Linked DNA regions of Homo sapiens: region 1 is linked to region 2. A link is an interaction called in ENCODE POLR2A ChIA-PET data of the cell type or tissue named here. Cell type or tissue: PC-9. All regions are shown on one strand.

Region 1 (4,000 bases), 1.3 Mb before region 2:
CTTATGGGACTGCCATTGTATACTGGTCCATAGACTGAGAAGTCATTATGCGGTACGTGATTGTACAGCTGACCCTCGAACAAAATGGGTATGAACTGTGTGGGTCCACTTAAATCAGGTTTTTTCAATCACATGCAAATTAAAAATACAGAATTCACGGGATGCAAACAGCTCATAGTCACAGGGGCTCTGAGGCCCAGGGGCCAGGCACACTTTTCACATACTCGGGTTCCACAGGGCCTGCTGCAGGACTGAGGCATGTGCAGATTTTGATATTGGTGTGTGTGTGTTGGGGGAGGAGGGCACACGAGTAGGGAATCCTGGAACCAATCCCCTTGTGGTATGCCCCTGTGTATAATGAGGGATGTCTGAGATGTCTGCATAGTGTTCCCTTTGCTCAGAACATTTTCAATTCCACTTCTCACTCCCAGTTCTTGAACTGATTAATTCCTATTCATCTTTCACATCTCATTGTAAACATGATATCCTCAGAGAGCCCCTTCCCAAATCCTCTTGTCCAGATTAGCAGTCCCCACCTTATGCTCCTGGGGTACTTCAAATCTCTCGTATTCTACTCATTAAACTACAACCAGTATTATTTAACATATGATTTCCCCAACTGACCAATATACATTTTGAGAGGGCAGAGATGTTATCTTATTCATTACTCTACCACCAGTGCTCAGTACATTACAAGGAGCAGAAGCTCTATAAATATTTGTTGAATTAAATGAATGCAGAAAGACTGGCCATATTGGTTCATCATAATCTAGTTTTTATTCACACTGAGTACCACAATTATTGATAAGCTTACTACCTTTGTTCATTCGCATTCTAATAGGATGTTTCAAGTTTAAAGTCTAAATCCCATCTTCAGTACTACCTACTGCATACAATTTAGCTCTCCTACTAGGACAGGACCAAGCTTACCATGTTCTATATTTTTAATAAATATTCAGGTACCCAGATGAAAGCCGAACTGATAAAAATATATGTTATATTTACTGGTCTTCACCCAAAAGATGTTTCTGAATAATTCCAGTTTAAAAAGGAAAAAAAAAGTATGAAAACTATTCACCTAGCTCAGCCCATAATTTTATCAATAAGAATCCTATGGGTTGGAAAAATTTAGTGATTTATTCAGGATCAGAAAGCTATTATCGTTAATGCTAAAAGCAGAATAAGGATCCAAGTCTCCTAATTCTCAGTCTGTCTTTCCAGTATAGGGCCTTTCTGGTGCATTAACTGAAAACCATTATTCAAGGTATGCTAAGCAATAAATAATCTTGAAGTGCAACAAGTAATCATTTAATGTTATCAAATCACCTGTAGAGCTTTTTTAAAGTATGGATTTTCAGACCTCTACTGTATTAGAAGTTGGGCCTTCTTATGTTGAAAAAGTTCCATGGGTCACCCCATGGTGACAAAGATTGAGAACCACTAAGTCCATCAACCAAGCATTCATTATTTGTTAAATGTCTAGGCCTACTCTGTCCCTACCAGTATGTTCCTGCACTCAAGGCTCTTAGGACAAGATTTACTTACATAATCAATTAGAGAAGAAAATAGGACTGTGTATAATGAAGTGCTGAATTGGGTAACTGAACACAAATTAAGTGCTAATTTCAGAGAAAGTATGACAGGAGCTCAGATTTGACAGATGGCTATTTGTGGAGATAAAGAAATGGACAGACAGGTCCCTTAAGATAAATAAGGACAAAAGTTTTCAAGTCATGACCAGCAGAAGTCCTAAGGACCCTGTGAAAGTGCCTCAAAAGCTACTGTGGAAAGGAGGAGGAAAATGCTTTTCTTGCTCCAATATCCAATTTTAATCAGAACAGCTCCACTTTTGCCTTTAAAAAAGAACACCAAAGGCTTTTAAAAGTTTGAAATCCCTTATTTTACAAATGCAATTAAAAAAAAAATCCATGGTGAAGTAACTTGTCCTAAAGTTACTAAGCTAATTAGTGACAGAGAAGCCAGGTCTCTGAACCCCCCAGTACCTTTTTTCACTCTACCATACCATACACCATGGCCTTCCAATGGAGGAAAAAGTGTGAGTAAAGGTTCTCACACAACGTCCCAAACACACTGGCTTGACCAAAACACTGGGTACACATTCAGGTCATGTGTCTCAAACTGGGATTGGTGTTGCAAGGATGGTAATGGGAGAAAGGCTCAGGTAAGTCTCAGGATAAATTATAGCCATCCTCCCAAGATAGATCTTCAAATTTTAGGGAAATTTCTTTAAAAATTAAAATCTGATAATATGCTGTATTTGTGGTAGAAATGGACAATAAGGGAACTTCCTTGATGGAATTGTTGAGTCATGCTATTTAAGGAAGTAGTAAAGATAATAATGCATAGGCAAGGGTAGGGGCTAGATAACAGAATGCCCTGAAATCAAGGTAAGTTGTATTTGCTACAATGCAACACCTCCACTGTATAAAGTTTTCAGAAGAGTATTAGGAGTGTCCATTCCTCCTAAGATGCTGGCTGCACCAAAAAATGAACAACCTACAGTCAGGTGCCCCACAGAATCCATCGGCTGCTAAAGCTTCTGCTTCTCTACAGCAGCACAAGTAATAAAATTCCTGATTTTACTCCTGTGCTCATGTAAGAAAAACTATTACAGAGTTACTTTAAAAATGCTTCTGCTATCAATTTGATACTCCCCACAGCATCCCTCTAACACTGGTATTATCACCATCGTATTGTTGAAGGAAATAACCTTAGAAGACAGTGCCAAAGCCAAAATGAGATATCTAGAATTTACAACGTTCAGATTCAATACTCAGTCCACACGCACAGTGGCATGAGCATAAATTTCAACCCTAGTATTAATGTTTATCAAACATTTAATTCACTAAAAAATTTTCAATTTTCACAAGGAATCTACAACCCAATAAGACCCACCCAAACATGTCTCAAATGACATGTCAAAGTGAATTCACTGACTTACTCCCCAAATGGCTCCTTTTCCCAACATCCCTACATCTGCTTATGGTAATGCTCTTTTCTGGATAACCTAAACTCAAAACCTTGATAATCTCTTTGCATCTAATTAGCTGCTAAACTTTAAGGGCTCTGATCATGGCACTGTCCATAACAAAAAAAAATTAAAAAAAAAAAATTCAGTGACTTCCTACTGCCTAGCAAATAAAATCCAAACTCTTACACCAACACAAAGGATTCAGAGCTCTCCACAATAGAGCCCCAAAGTGCCTTAATACACAGCCTAAATAACAACTAAGCTGGAAGTCTTGCTATTACCCACACTTAATGCTTATAAAAACACAGGACCTTGAGAAAGTCACTTAATCTAAGTTTTATTTTACTCGACTATAAAATGGGTATAGTAACGCTTGCCTGAAAGGACTAACTGAGGTAATGAAAATGAGAATGTGGCTATAAATTTTAAAGTACTATAAAAATACAGACATTATCACTGTGCCATGGTTATGGTAATATTATTTATACCTGCCTTGCTCCAGAAAGGATGTAAGGTGGCCCACATAAAACAAGATAAAAAGAGTTTAAAGATGGAAGCAATACAAGAAATACAAAACAAATGCATGGACAAAAAATTGATCTACTAATCAGGCTAAGAAATGCAAACGTAATTGCCTATGCATGTGCTTCTCAGGTTAATAATCTGACCTAAATTTGACCAAATCAAACTGTAGTTTGATTTGAAAAGGAAACTAAGTCAATTAGACAATTCAGTGTCCATAAGACTAAAAACAAATAGTTTCTACTGTAAAGGCCAGGTAAGAATTTCTCCCAAACGTCCTTATTCCATGTAATGTAATTGGACAATATCCTCAACACCTTTATCACGACTTATCTATTTCATAAATTAGACTGGAAGTCTCTTGAGGTCAAGTAATTTTTAAATTATGTTTGTATCTCTAGTAGCACCTACAGTAATTAGTTAATAAACCAAATACCTCTATACACTGGTTTCTATGGATCTAATCTCTCCCTTCCTATTTCAAAC
Region 2 (4,000 bases):
CATTCACCCCGATGTTCTCCATAAATGTACTTTACCTCTGGAAAACAATGACAGGGGAAGGGAGACAGGGAGGGAACTGATGAGAAATATAATACTGTTTTGTCCCACTGCATCACTAAAGTCAACATTTATGTTGAACTTCATAGAACTAAAGGCAGGCAAGTGATGTGCCTATTAAAAGGAAGCTAAAAGCTCACCAAGAAAACCTGTTCTAGAAATGTTTATTATGTTCAAAAGAATCCAGCTGTTAGGAGCCAGGGTCCACTAGACATGCTGAACAATGAACTCCTTTAGCAGAGACTTCCCATTTGGGAAGCCCCAGTGGCAGTAAACAGCTCATCAACAGGCCCCTTCGGCTGGCAGTTTCCAAAAGGGCAGCTGTTGAGCCAGCATAGGTTCCTGTATTGCTACACAAAGGATATTTCTCTAAAATCGTTCTCACCCTGGAGGTGGCTCTGACAGCCTAAACACAATCTTACTATGTTAGTTCTAGTGTGTGTCTTCCAGGAGCTAATCCATAAAATCCTCTTGCCCAGTTCCAAGACCACTGAATAAATAAAAGAAAACAAGCAGGGTAATCAGCTCTGTCGCCTCTTTGTCATATACCCTCCACTACACTTCAGTGCTCAGAACCTGACATAGCCCAAGCCTGGACAGCTCAGAACAATTCAGCCCTTGGGAGGGCGTCGGGTTAGGTGTGTCCCTACGGGAATGGGCTGGCACACCTCACAGTCATCCTTACAGAAGAAGACCAGATAACCATGCTGCCCAACATTTTTGAATCCCATCAAGATGTCTGTTGTAACACTCCGAATGAGCTGCTTCAGAATCACAGGGAGGGCTGCTCAGAGGGAAGAAAACTTAGCAACCACAGCCAATCGGCTCCAGGTTGAGGCACACTGATTGATCATTTCCTCCCTGCTTTTCAGGACGGGAAACAACATCACAGCAGAGAAGAATGCTTGAAGGCCAGACGCTTGGCCTCCTCAGGCAGGAAGATCCCATCTAGCTCCTTGGCTCTGGGACTATGTGTGGGTCACATCAATTACTCTTGGCAGTAGCTTTCCCTGTCACTATCATAAAGTAAGTATCACCACTAGCTTATATGGTATCCATCTCAAAGGAAAAAACCATTGCAGCCCCCAGACATTACATCACTCCTTTGCGGGTAGGGGTTGCTCCCCACATGGCTCAGAAGCTCTAATTTACAGGCATTAGAAAACCAAAGCACCAGTAATTTGCCCTGGTTTAAAACTAAGAACAAGGTTCAAACCTGCTGGCTCAACTTCCAATCCAACTGATTAAGTGGCACAATAGAGAGGTGTCACTCAAATGCTTCCCTGGAATATCTGCAAAGCCATCTATTCTTTTCTTTTTTCAGCAGCAAGATTTATTGTGAAGAACGAAAGAACAAAGCTTCCACAGCATGGAAGGGGACCCAAGTGGGTTGCCCTAGGCCATCTATTCTTGAAGTCATGCATGGCCCCAGAGCCCATGCATTGCTGACTAGGAGCTCCTAGCTACAATACAATCACCACCACCCACCCATGCCACCACATACAGGATCTAAATTAAAAACTCACTAAATTACTAATAAGGTTCTTCAGTACCAAAAAGCAGCCATGGGTCAATCAAATAACTGAAGAGCTTTTGGAGCACAAGGACCAATAGTGTGACTAAGTTTTTATTCTCAGGCACCTGGACTGGGGGGTGGGGGTGTGTCTCCCAAATGTCTGTTAAATAGAAATGTCAAAATTTATCAGAAGTCTTTTTTGAAGTCGTAACATCTTAGCTCACTGCAGCCTCGAACTCCTGGACTCAAGCCATCAGTCCTTGAATTTTAGCTGGGCACACAGACTGCATTTTTCAGCCACCTTTGCAGTTCCTCATGACTATGCAACTGTTCCCTCTTTTGACATTCCTTCCTGTTGACTCAAATGAAGACCTGATAGCTGAAGCTCAAGCAGCCACCTTGCAGCACTGCTATCATTCTAACTAAGGATGGGAGAGCAGCTAAATAAAAGCCCAAGATTCAAATAATTAGAGCTGAGAGCCATTAAGAGTGAGTGCTTCACACCCGTAATCCCAGCACTTTGAGAGGCCGAGTCAGGCAGATCACGAGGTCAAGAGATCAAGACCATCCTGGCCAACATGGTGAAACCCGGTCTCTACTAAAAATACAAAAAATTAGCTGGGTGTGGTGGCACGCGCCTGTAGTCCCAGCTACTTGGGAGGCCGAGGCAGGAGGATCGCTTGAACCCGGGAGGCAGAGGTTACAGTGAGCTGAGATCATGCCACTGCACTCCAGCCTCGTGACAGAGCGAGACTGTGTCTCAAAAAAAAACAAAAGAGTGAGTGTTAAGGTCTGAATGTGTCCCCCCAAAATTCACACGCTGAAATGCTGAAACTTAACTGCTGATGTGATTGTACTAGAAGGTAGGCCTATAGGAGGTGATGAGGGCCCTTATGAAAGGGCTTGAGGGAGTGGATTCATTCTCTTCTGCTCTTCTGCCATGAGAGGACACTGCATTAGTCCCCTCTAGAGGATTCAGCAACCAGTTGCATCCTTGGAAGCAGACAGCGGCCCTCACCAGACACCAACCCTGCCAGTACCTTGATGTTGAACTTCCCAGCCTCTGGAATTGTGAGAAATAAATTTCTGTTCTTCATGAATCACACAGTGTCAGGTATTTTGTTACAGCAGCACAAACATTCTGAAATAATGAGGTACACTATCTTTAAACCCTGTTTTAGAGGTTTTCTGTCACTTTCAACAGAAGTGATACTAATACTGAGGTCAACACTCACATAACCAGCACACCTTAGTATATGGCTCTTGGTAGAAACGTTCTCTTGAAAGCTGAGGAAATCCTTTGTCCTGGTCCAACAGGCTGCCTTAATTATCACAGGAACCACAAGTAACTTATCAGCCAAGTCATTTCCATGTGAGTTTTAAAGGGTAGGGTGATGAACATACACCTGAACCAGTGTCCCCAGACCACTGCTCTGTCACCTGCCGACCTCCAGATATTTACCCAGAGGTGTTTCTTCCCCCTTTCGGCACCTGTTTGTGCCACAGACCAAGCTCTCCGTAGAGAAAGTAGTACCCAGGAGAGGGAAACCCACAAGGCTATTAACAGTAGAAGATGAAAGATTCCCCACAACAGAAGCTCCCAGTTTTAATTCCTGATCCATCTGTTGGTGCCGCAAAGGTAGTCCAGCCTAGAAAGATGCAGATGTTAGACTGCGTCTGAGAGATCTTCTGGCTGATCAACAGTCACCAACATAAACAAGTTCCTAGGACTTTTCCCTGAAGTGCCAATCTCATTAAGCTCTATTACTAGAAAAGACATTTGAAAAATTCACTTCTGGGTTTATGTAATTACATGTTTGGCTCTGCTCTTTAGACTCACCAGCACTTGGAAATTAAGTGGTTCAAAATTAACTGAGTGATGATAATAATAGCTAACACACAGAACATGCTATATGTCAGGAACTATTCTAAAAGCTTTACATATACTTGGTTATATTTAATCCTCAAATCAACTCTATGAAGTGGGTATTCTTATTACCCCTATTTTACTTTACATAAGAAGAAACTGAGTCAGAGAAGCAGATTAAGTGACTCGGACCAAAGTCAAACGTCTGAAAAACAGTTGAGCCTGTCTTCAAAGTCAGATGGGCTGGCTTCAAGATGCATGCTCTTCGCCACCACACAGTAGAGTAAGCAGTAGAGTAAGAATCAACATTTCTACCCTCATGCCAAGTAACAAACTTACAGTGAAATTGATCAAGATAGAAAACAAACAAACAAACAAAAAAAAACCCTGAGTAAGTACATATGAGGACAGGGGAGAATATAGTACAAATACTCTGACTATAACCATGTAAAAGATATAGGTAAACATGACAGAGAAAATCTGGAAGGCAAACTGGCCAAAAATGAGAACTATGGTTCTTCTACATCATCTCTTTTTTTTTTTTTTTTTTTTTTTTAAGT

The links. Peaks named below come from ENCODE experiments on the same cell type or tissue, not always from the same donor. Only the 100,000 strongest peaks of a DNase experiment are listed, where the experiment ranks them.
Region 1: POLR2A ChIA-PET joins it to region 2 with 5 read pairs; 2 of 35 experiments call an interaction of 5 or more read pairs at or near these places.

Annotation. Positions count from the first base shown.
Region 1 is chr1:167,228,296-167,232,295 of GRCh38, reverse strand. The region is part of intron 1 of POU2F1 (POU class 2 homeobox 1); the gene reads right to left. Among named protein-coding and RNA genes, the nearest start is that of POU2F1, 9.4 kb to the right of the region's middle. In PC-9, no CTCF peak of the experiment used is centred here; a DNase peak (open chromatin) is centred at 2,345; H3K27ac peaks cover 1,972 bases.
Region 2 is chr1:165,881,179-165,885,178 of GRCh38, reverse strand. All of the region lies in intron 1 of UCK2 (uridine-cytidine kinase 2), which reads right to left. Among named protein-coding and RNA genes, the nearest start is that of MIR3658, 25 kb to the left of the region's middle. RefSeq lists an enhancer at 2,758-2,857. In PC-9, no CTCF peak of the experiment used is centred here; a DNase peak (open chromatin) is centred at 1,968; H3K27ac peaks cover 1,171 bases.